2 separate regions of the Homo sapiens genome follow, and region 1 is linked to region 2. Evidence: chromatin contacts called from ENCODE Hi-C data. All regions are on one chromosome and are shown on one strand. The core of a region is the stretch at or near the end of the contact, and the rest is flanking DNA. Distances in the headings are between cores, read along the strand shown. Region 1 has its middle 34 kb from the start of PLSCR2. Region 2 holds the start of SLC9A9 (solute carrier family 9 member A9).

Region 1 (5,590 bases), core at 1,713-4,212, 2.7 Mb after region 2:
TGATTATATCTGTCAGACAACGATGAATGAGCTGATTAGTAGTTTTAAGAAATTAAAAATCCCATGTTTATGAAATATTTTTTAAAACATGCCAATGATGGCAATTTAGAAATGTTACAGGAATATTAAACATCCTACATATTCATACTACATGATTATTTAATATCTTTTTAAATACATAGTAAATGATAATAATTTTATATATCAAATTATAAATGTGAATGTGGATGCATGTATATATACACACACAGAGGAGTAAATTTACTGTTTACATTTTCAAAATTCTTTACCAAACAAACATTGGACGTCATTTGCTAAGACAATGGTTCTCAAGTCTGGTCCCCAGATCAGCAGAATCAGTATCACATTAGAAATTGTTAAAATGCAAATAAATTCTCTGGAAAAGTCTGATATCTACTCAATCAGAAACTCTGTGGATGGGCCCAGCAATCTTCATTTTATCAAGTTCTCCAGGAAATTTATATACATTCTAAAATATGACAACAATCACTGTGCCAAAAGAACCCTAGCTAATAGGTTATGTGTAGTGGATATACCTGCTCCAAAGTTTAACTAGAAATGATATTTTAAAATAAGTTTTAAAGGCAAGTGGTTAAAGGATTTCAGAATAACTGAACTCTGCGTCTTAATTTGTTTGATGTTGCTATAACAGAATGCCACACACTGGGTAATTTATAAACAATAGAAATGATTTATCATAGTTCTGGAGTCAGAGAAGTCCAAGATCAATGCATTGGCAGGTTTGCTGTCTGGTAAGGGCCTGGTCTCTACTTCCAAGATGGTGCCTTGAACCCTGCATAATCTGGAGGGGAGGAATGCTGAAAGAACAGGAGAGAAAATCTGTTCCCACAATCCTTTGTATAACAGCATTAATTCATTCATGAGAGCTCCATCCTCATGACCTAAACACTTTCTAGTAGGCCCCACTTTCTAACACTGTTGTACTAGGGGTTAAGTTTCAATATGAGTTTTCAAGGGAACAAAAACATTCAGACCATAACACTATGCAAGTATGATACTCAGATATCAAACAGACTTTCACTTTAAAGGGGAAAAGTGAGTAACATAATAATAGGTAATGCCATTGTGCTGCTTGCTATCAACATGCCAGACATGGCTCAATGAAGATTTCATATCAAAACTCATAAAATTCTTAAAACAACCCTTTGAACTGTATTGAAACTATTTAGAAGTGTGGCCACAGGTGGACTGGTTGGTTCCCCCTGTTAATAGGCCTATTTTACAGATGGGAACATTAAGGCATGGAAAAGTTATATGACTTGCCCAAAGCTCAAAACTGCTCAGAGGAAACTGCGGCACAGCTGGGACTAACTCTAATGGGATATTTCCATGGTCTCCACTTTTAATCATGAGAAAATGCTGATGTTTATAATAAATCATTTTAAATACTTAAATTTTATTCAATTATTTTCTTCTGAGGAGTATTTTATGGATATGACAAAACTACTGGTAGGTGGGTGCAAATGGAGACATTTAGGGCTAATTAGGCCAGACTACATTTGAGAATTTAGCCAGCAAAGTATCCTGCTTGTGTGTTTTTAATTTGAGAGACATTAGCTGGGCTGCAGTTTTGGTTCTCTACTGATATGGTTTGGAAGTATGTCTTCTCTCAATCTTATATTAAAATGTGACCTTCAATATTGGAGGCGGGCCCAGTGCAGGGTGTTTGGATCATGAAGGCAGATCCCTCTTGAATGGCTTTGTGCTGTCCTCATGGTAATGAGTGAGTTCTCACTCCATTAATTCACATGAAGGCTGGTTGTTTTTTATGCCACCTTCTCCCCTCTCTCTCTTGCTCCCTCTCTTACCATGTGACATACCTACTCCCTCTCTGCCTTCCACCATGAGTAGAAATTTCCAGAGGCCTCACCAGAGCTGAGCAGATACTGGTGCCATGTTTGTACAGCCTGAAGAACTGTGAGCCAAACAAATCTCTTTTCTTTACAAATTACCCAGTCTCAGGCATTTCTTTATAGCAATGTAAAACAGACAAACGCACCTACCTTCCCTCATTGCTGGATGTCTTACACCTGTAGTACTATGCATTTATCTTACTTGTCTGGCCCAAGCAGGTGGTTGAGTCATGAGTCTTGGTTATCAGGTTTAGTCCTAGTCAACATGAGTCCTAAAACAAAGCTCACAAAGACACACAAGTACATGATGGGATATATCTCCTTTATTTTTTTTTACTGACATGGGATTACTTTGTTCTCTTCTGGCCCCTACCTATATGAGGAGTTTCTCTGTGGGAACTTCACATCATTCTCCTTAGAAGTCAGAATGTAATCTCCTATGAGTTATGGCAAACAAGAAAACAAACAGAAATCTGTAGGAGTTGCCTGATAATAATTCAAATTCCCAGGGTATATATTTTCCATTTGAGTCACAGATCAGAAAATGATTCAATAAATATAGTTGATGCAAATCTCAGACAGGTTTTTTTTTTTTTCTTTTTTAATGGTCTACTATTCTTTGTTAACTGAGACTCCCTGTTCTCCCACTACCCAACCCATAGGTGGCCTGCAGCACCTGGTAAACAGAAAGGATAGATTTAATTGAAAGACTCCTTTTATTGCAAGGCAATTGACAAATGTTACCAGAAAATAAACTCCCACCATTCCCAAGGGAACGGATTTCAATCTGGTGGAACAGGCTAGACTACACGGAACTACACTGATTCTGACGTGAGTCAGCAGAGGGAACAAAAGGACTGAGATACTTAGAAACTCTAGTGAGTAGGCAAAGTCAAGTGCTTTACATATCTCAAATTCTTTTTTTACTTTCTCTCCCTTCATTTGTGAAACAAATTTCTCCTAAGACCTTTCTCTAGTGGGGCACCAGTAAGTCCACAGGTGGCTACAACTGTAAATACTCTTGAATTCAGTGCACATGGATTTTCCTTATTATAACATCAGCAGTGTTTGGTTGGTGACTCATTTGCAGAGTCTGCGGCAGTGCAGGGGTTTGTGCAGATTCAGCTGTAACTGAAACTTAAGCCCAGCTTGGCCAGACACCCACTACATTCTTACCTCCCTGTACTCTTGTGGGCTCAAGACTGAGTCTCGCTCTGTCGCCCAAGATGGAGTGCAGTGGCGCCATCTCGGCTCATTGCAAGCTCTGCCTCCCGGGGTTCACGCCATTCTCCTGCCTCAGCCTCCCGGGTAGCTGGCACTACAGGCACCCGCCACCACACCTGGCTAATTTTTTTGTATTTTTAGTAGAGACGGGGTTTCACCGTGGTAGCCAGGATGGTGGCGATCTCCTGACCTCGTGATCCGCACCGCCTCAGCCTCCCAAAGTGCTGGGATTACAGGCGTGAGCCACCGAGCACGGCCGAATGCAAACATTCTTGATTCTCCTTCATTTCCCTCCTTGTTTTTTGTCTTTCTGACTGTATTCTCTTTGATAGTGTATTTAATATTTACTCAGTTGAATTAAGCTTATTTTAATTTACTTGTAAGTTAAGTTGATAACTTTCCCTAGTTTTGTTACTGGAAAGGGGTCCTGATCTAGACCCCAGGAGAAGAGTTCTTGGACCTCACTCAAGAAAGAATTAGAGGCAAGCCTATAGACTAAAGTGAAAGCAAGTTTATTAAGAAAGTAAAGGAATAAAACAATGGCTACTCCATAGATAGAGCAGTGGCATGGGCTACTTGACTTAGTATGCTTATAGTTATTTATCAATTATATCTCAACAAGGGGTGGATTATTCATGAGTTTCCTGGGAAAGAGGCGGGTAATTCCCAGAACTGAGAGTTCCTTCCCTTTTTTTATCACATAGGGTAACTTCCAGACATTTCCATGGCATTTGTAAACTGTCATGGTGCTGGTGGGGTCTTTTAGTATGCTAATGCATTATAATTAGCATATAATGAGCAGTGAGGAAGGCCAGAGATCACTTTCCTTGACATCTTGGTTTTGGTGGGTTTTGGCTGGCTTCTTTACCACGACCTGTTTTATGATCAAGGTCTTTGTGACTTGTGTCTTGAGCTACCTCCTGTGTCTTCCTTTGACTAAGAATGCCTAACCTCCTGGGAATGCAGCCCTGTAGGTCTCAGACTTACTTTATCCAGCCCCTATTCACAATAGAATTGCTCTGGTTCAAAGGCCTCTGACAGTCTCATATCACAGTGACTCTCCCACCTGCATCAATTCGTCCTATAAAGCATTACTTATTTAGGCACCACTTATATTAGGTAAGTATGTAAAATAAAAAAGTATTCTACAAATTATATAAACCAGTCATTTGTTAGGCCCACAAAACTTCAATACTTAACACTTACCCTTACAACTTCAGCTTTGTATCTTTTTTCTTCTATTAAAAAGCTTTAAAATCAAGTGGTTTTAAAACATGCACAGTGTAGCCTAAAATATTTTACATAAAATTAAAAAAATGTTGAGTAGGAAATGTATTTTAATTACAAAATTAGATACATCTTTAAAGTCTTATTTTGACTCCCATATTTCTTCTTTACCACAATATAACTTGCTTGTTTACAAACAAAACCAAAATTACTAAATAAATAATATATAGCTGTTAAAATACTAAAGGCTGATCTATTTTATCAGGATATTAAATTAACTCTGTGTCTTGCTCCTTCCTTTTGCCTGTTTTATGTTCCATCAATAAATTGCAGCTGTTTAAGGGGACCAGACCAGAATAACATTCAAGAGGAAATAAGCTGTCAGGAATATTTGAAGGGAATTGTTTATACAAAAATATTGAGCAACAGAATAGGAGAGTAAGCTTGGAAACAGATCCATAAATCTATGAAAAGTGGATGGCTGGCAAAAGTAGCAATACAAATCAGTAGAAAAGATGAACTCTTTGCTGTTATTGGAGCGATTAGCTGTTTGTATACAATAAAATTAGATATCTACTCATATATTAAAAAGTTCCAAATGGAGTAATGACCTATCTATGAAAAATAAACCTTCAAAACAAAAGAAAAAAAATACAAACCTTGAAAAAATGATATGATTTAAAATTTCTCTAGACAACAAAAATATTATTTCACAAATAAAGTGAATTAAAAGCCATATCCTGAGAGAAGATATTTACAATGCCTACAAACTTATAAAAGATTTGGTTGCATAAAAAGAAACTTCTACAAATTAATAAGAAAGTTGACAGCAAACAAATACAAAAATTACTAAAGTGTGCAAAAAGATGATTCACATTAGAGGAAACATGAACATCTAATTTTAACAAATGAAAACATACTCAACCTCACAATTTCATGCAGATGAAAACAAGAATGAGATTCCCAATTAAAAATATTGGGAATTCACCAAAACAAAACATAACCCAACAATACCAGATCTGATGGGGGATGTAAAGCTGTAGTGATGGTCATACACTGGTGTTTAGACAATAAATTGGTATGATTTATTTGGAGAGCAATATTACAATATTTCATAATGATGTTTAGACCCTTAGAAGCAGCAATTTTACTCATAAGGATAATCATAAATGCTTTTTTTGACATGAGCACAAGGATACATGTACAGAAATATTCATTGAAGTTGATTATAGAGGAAAGAGGAA
Region 2 (4,940 bases), core at 2,160-4,659:
GCATCTAGATCCCACAGACACATCCTTTCTCCAGGAAAATTATTGCAATAATTTACTTATTTTTAAATATCTTAGCATCTCTTATTAAAGAGATGGAGGTTGAATCCCACCTCAACAGCTAACTAATTACACGACTTTTATCTCTCTAAGTCTTCATTTGTTTGTCTGCAAAATGAGAATGCTGGATTTATGATCTTTAAGGCTCCTTCCCCATCTATGATTCCAAGTTCATTTATAGCTGTTGGACAATTAATTCACTTGGCATCTCCTTTCCCCTATCATTAAAAAGTGTTTACTACAGTATCCCATCATGTTCCTCTGGTGTAGTTTCAGACTATTTTATTACATTACTGATAGAAAGTTCCTAATAAGCATTTAAGATATAACATTTAGGACATCCCTGAAGAAGAAATGTGACAAGTCATGAATGCCACCCATATGGAGTACTTTCAGAAAACACAGGGAGAGTTCTTTCAGGTGAACGTGAACCTTAGTAAGACATGCAGATGAGTGAAAGCACATGGACCAGTCATGAGTGGCTATTCAGTTTTGGAAAGTCCCTTCACTTCTCTGGGATTCAGCTTCTGCCTCTCTAAAATAAAGGGGATAGAGAAGATAACCTCTAAAATTCTTTGACATCCTAACAATTATGATTCTATGCCAAGAAAAAGTTAAACATCACTAAAATATGTCTTTTCATTGATCTATATAGTTCAAGATAACTGAAAGATACTCAAAATTTCTAGTAAGAGAATACATATATATGCATATCTCCATAATTTTTATAATCCTTTTACATTGCACTGGTTCAGAATTTGCTTTCAATAACTTTTACTTTAAAAAACTCATGAAAGAAGAATAGGAATCAGAGAACCCAACTTAATTCCACTCATAAACTTTAAGCCTTTATCTGCCTTAAGAACAGCAATTTAGAGAAATGCTACCTCAATAGCAGTGGTCAATGAACTACTATTTTATTATTTCAAGCACAATTTAAAAATATTTCAGAGAGTTTTGCAGGATTAAAGGTAACCTGGAATTTTTCAGATTCAAAAGTAAGAGTTACTGTATGTATTGTGAATGCAAAACATGACTGAATTTTAGTAGGTTATCAAAACTTTTACGAAAACAATATCCCCACCATTGAACTTGGTAAATGAGTCATAGTTCAATCAAATTCAGGGATGTGAAGAAATCTTTCCCTCTAATAAAGGTTGGCAATCTATTAAATCTGGGTAGTTTTGCTAAAGCACATATGTCCCTTTAATATGATATCAAGAATTACATTGTTTCTGGCTTCTCAGATTCTATTCCATATCCTTGCAGATTACTTATTAGTCAAGTCAAGAGAAAAATTCTGTTCATGATGGAGATAGGCAAATGACAGGAACCTAGGGCTTCACATCTGATGGCATCCCCTCCTTTTTGTTTGGCTATTTCTCTCCCACCTGATTGTGATTTTTTTTTTCTCTTAAATGAGAGTTTTCTTGTGCCCGTTAAGACCCTCAATACTGGCTGGGAATGGTGGCTCATGCCCGTAATGCCAGCATTTTGGGAGGCCAAGGTCAGTGGATCTCTTTAGGCCAGGAGTTGGAGACCAGCCTGGGCAACATAGTGAGACCCTGTCTCCACTAAATTTTAAAAAATAAATAAAACAATACAGCAAAAAAAGGTTTTTTTTTTTTTTGCATTTGGGTTATGTTTTTTTTCTTTTTTTAATTATACTTTAAGTTTTAGGGTACATGTGCACAACGTGCAGGTTAGTTACATATGTATACATGTGCCATGTTGGTGTGCTGCACCCATTAACTCGTCATTTAACATCAGGTATATCTCCTAATGCTGTCCCTCCCCACTCCCAAGCAAAAAATTTTTAAAAGACCCTCAGTACCAAGGAATTTAACTCTGTGCTCTGAATGGATCAGCATATCAGCCTCCTGAGCCTGAAACTTCCGCCTTATAGCTCAAGTATCTCACAGTGGGATCCACTTAAGGCTTAGGATTCCTTAGGTTCTGAAATCACAACTATACACTGTTAATATCAGGACACCACAGGATTAGCATATACAATGTGCATTGATCTGTACCCTGAATCTCAGGCTTAGGAAAGGGTTTCAGGATTTCCAAAATGAGGAAACCCCAAATATAAAAGTATGTTATTTGCTATAAATTATAGCAATGCCTTGCCTGTTGCCATTGTGTTCAAACTTCCTATCCATTATCAGGCTGAGATAAGAGCAGTGAAGTAAACTATTTCATCAGTAACACCAGTAAAAACTGGTGTCTTTCATTTTACTTTAAAAGATGAGAGTACAGACAGATAATCTCTGTCAGACTTTATTAAACTTTCTGAAAGGAATGATACGGTAAGTTGCCCAGAAAGAGCAATACTGCAGGTGTTAAATATTTTTCCACACCTTGGCCTCCAATACATAAATAGGAGATACATAACAAATAACACTAGCAATGATCATTATAAATTAGAACATCTGAAATCAGGCTAAGAAGTAAAAAGTACTGCATAAAGAAACTCTCGTTTATTTATAACTTTTTATTATAAGAAAATAAGACACTGTTCGTATAAATAAAAAGGACTTGGACACAATATTCTCTTAAGAGGGGTGGGGTTAGTTTCTGCAAGTTTTCTTCTTGAAATTAGTTGATATAAGAGGAATTACTCCAGGCATTTTGAAGTGATGTTTTTTCTAGAACTTCGTAATGTTCATCGGTGCAGCCAGTGAGAGAAGGCTGCTCTTTGTGACTGCAGAGCCATCACTTCCCAACATCATTACAAAAACAAACAGCTCGCCCTCGACTCCCCACATGACAATGGACCCGCATCTGTCAACAGACTTGCATTATGTGCCGTGTGAGAACATGACTGTGACATTTGCTCTCGTGACATGGCAAATTTCGGCGGCTTGTCTGTAAAGAGATTAGCATTCGTTACGCTGCAGCACCTTTCATCAAACTAATGACATTTCAATCAGCACATTTTCTCCAGTTTCGGTACTTTGCTATCTGAGCACAAGTCTCTAATTACGCTCAAGCAACAAGTTTCACATCAATCTCACAATTTATGCACTCACCATACACCATTGCTCCTCCAGTTTCATGCAAGAAGCGGAATCGATGATTTTTAAATAACCAGATTGTCAAAATGGTAAGGATGAGCAAAAAATTGAAGACAAGCAGCTCCACCGCTCCCTGATGTTGAAACTGATACTCATCCTTTTCTGACATAACCCTTGACTGTCTCTCCATTCCCCAGTCTTCTTGGGATTCCTTAGATAAAAACCTGGATAAAGGCTATTTTATCAAGATTTGCCTAAGACAGTCTGACTGCCTGAGAATTTCAGAAGAAACACTGCCACTTTAGTTGCTACTTCACAAGCATTCTGCCCTGGCTTAGTATTCAGATGGCTTCTAGTTACAACTTCCTGTTTCTCTCTTAAAGCAGCCCTGTCTCTTTTCAAACTCGAGAGTGTGTGGTTTCATCACTGACTCTTAATGTCTTTAAGTGATTCATCTCATGAAAATATCTTTCATACTGGACAAATCTGCAAGCAATGATGCTAAGATCTTGAATCACGGTCTTATTATTCCAAATAAGTCTTCTTAAGCTGCATAAATATGAACTGTAGATTAATAATAAAAAAGGTAGCCTTACACTAGCAACGTTTTCTAAGTTCAAAAAGCCAATTCCTGACTCAACTTCACCTAAATGCAAGATCTTTCCTCTCTAACCAAGACCTGCCAAAGTGATGGGGATTGATAGCACAGTTATCAATCAGCCTCTGTGCTCTAAATGGATCAGCATATTAGCCTCCTGAAAAGATATTACACTGCTTAGCCTGAAACTTCCGCCTCATAGCTCAAGTATCTCACAATGGGATTCACTTAAGGCATAGGGTTTCTTATAGGGTTTCTTATGCTCTCAAATCATGACTGTACATTGGTTAAGCAAACCTAAAGTGATTTCACAGGATTTTTTTTTTTTTTTTTTAGTTGAGAAGCAAGAAAGGATTTAGTATATGACTCTATTTGGCTTTATATAATTGATAGTTGCAGAGCAGCCTTTAAACTCTAAATCAATTGTTTTTCTTTTAACAAGAGAAAACAATGAAAGCAAAAGACAAATAAAATTCCATCCCCATCTCTACAACTGTACTGTTTGGATACGTTGAGACAAAAAAGAAAAAAAACAAAACACATTACTTCGAAAGAGAAACTCACGCAGCCATCCTCAGCAACGCCACATGCATGGATTTCTCTTTGTAGGGTTCCTGGTCTCGGCATCCAGGACCCACAGAAATCTGCAATAGATCACAACCTCCTCTGTCCTATGGCAAAACAATGTTGCTCACTGAGAAATGGTTCTGCCACCAGAAATGAAAGCTCTGTATTCACAGGATTCTGATCATAAGAGTGATGATTCTTCAGATCATCTTCCATGTGGCAGGTTGCTCCTGTCTGATTTCATATTTTTCTACTTTAAAATAGTTCAAGATAATACCATGGGTTCTGCAGCTTTTTTTTCCTTTTCTTTCTTTTTTCTTAGCAAATATTATGACCTGCTTGCTTTTAACACTTGATCCTATAACACATTTGGGTATATCCTGGGGTTAGCTGATTTTTTTTTTCATTTTACCATATCATTGTAATTTGGGAGTATTAATCACTTATGATCCCCATTTTGACACAATTAATGCTCAATTTATACAATGTGATTTCTTATTGAGTAGGCTGAGCCCAAATGCGTCCTGAAACAATTTTTGTCACTAAAAGCTAAAGGTCAAGCATGTAATATTATTGGGAGCTAACTACCTCCTCAACAAACAGTTTCACCATGAGAGCAAGTCTATCAACCCCTTAATACAAAGCTCTGCTGTTTCAGCATCTTTGCTTTGTGCAACTTTGGAAGCTTATTTCCTCTCTGA

The links. Hi-C counts contacts between places; a loop is a spot of excess contacts on that map. Pooled maps may share reads with other maps.
Region 1: a loop to region 2 is called in a pooled map, with 2.0 times the contacts of the local background. The contact joins the enhancer-like site here to the promoter of SLC9A9 in region 2. A Hi-C loop is called at or near these places in 2 of 50 pooled maps.

What each region holds. Positions count from the first base shown.
Region 1 is chr3:146,500,954-146,506,543 of GRCh38, forward strand. No RefSeq gene overlaps it. Among named protein-coding and RNA genes, the nearest start is that of PLSCR2, 34 kb to the left of the region's middle. RefSeq lists enhancers at 2,670-3,486, 3,124-3,173. Within about 2 kb of position 2,963, at least 10 of the 41 ENCODE cell types and tissues checked have a DNase peak (open chromatin) inside an H3K27ac peak, as active enhancers do.
Region 2 is chr3:143,845,059-143,849,998 of GRCh38, forward strand. It overlaps SLC9A9 (solute carrier family 9 member A9), which reads right to left and starts at 3,410. Exons shown (of 16, transcript NM_173653.4): 1 at 3,090-3,410. The coding sequence starts at 3,264.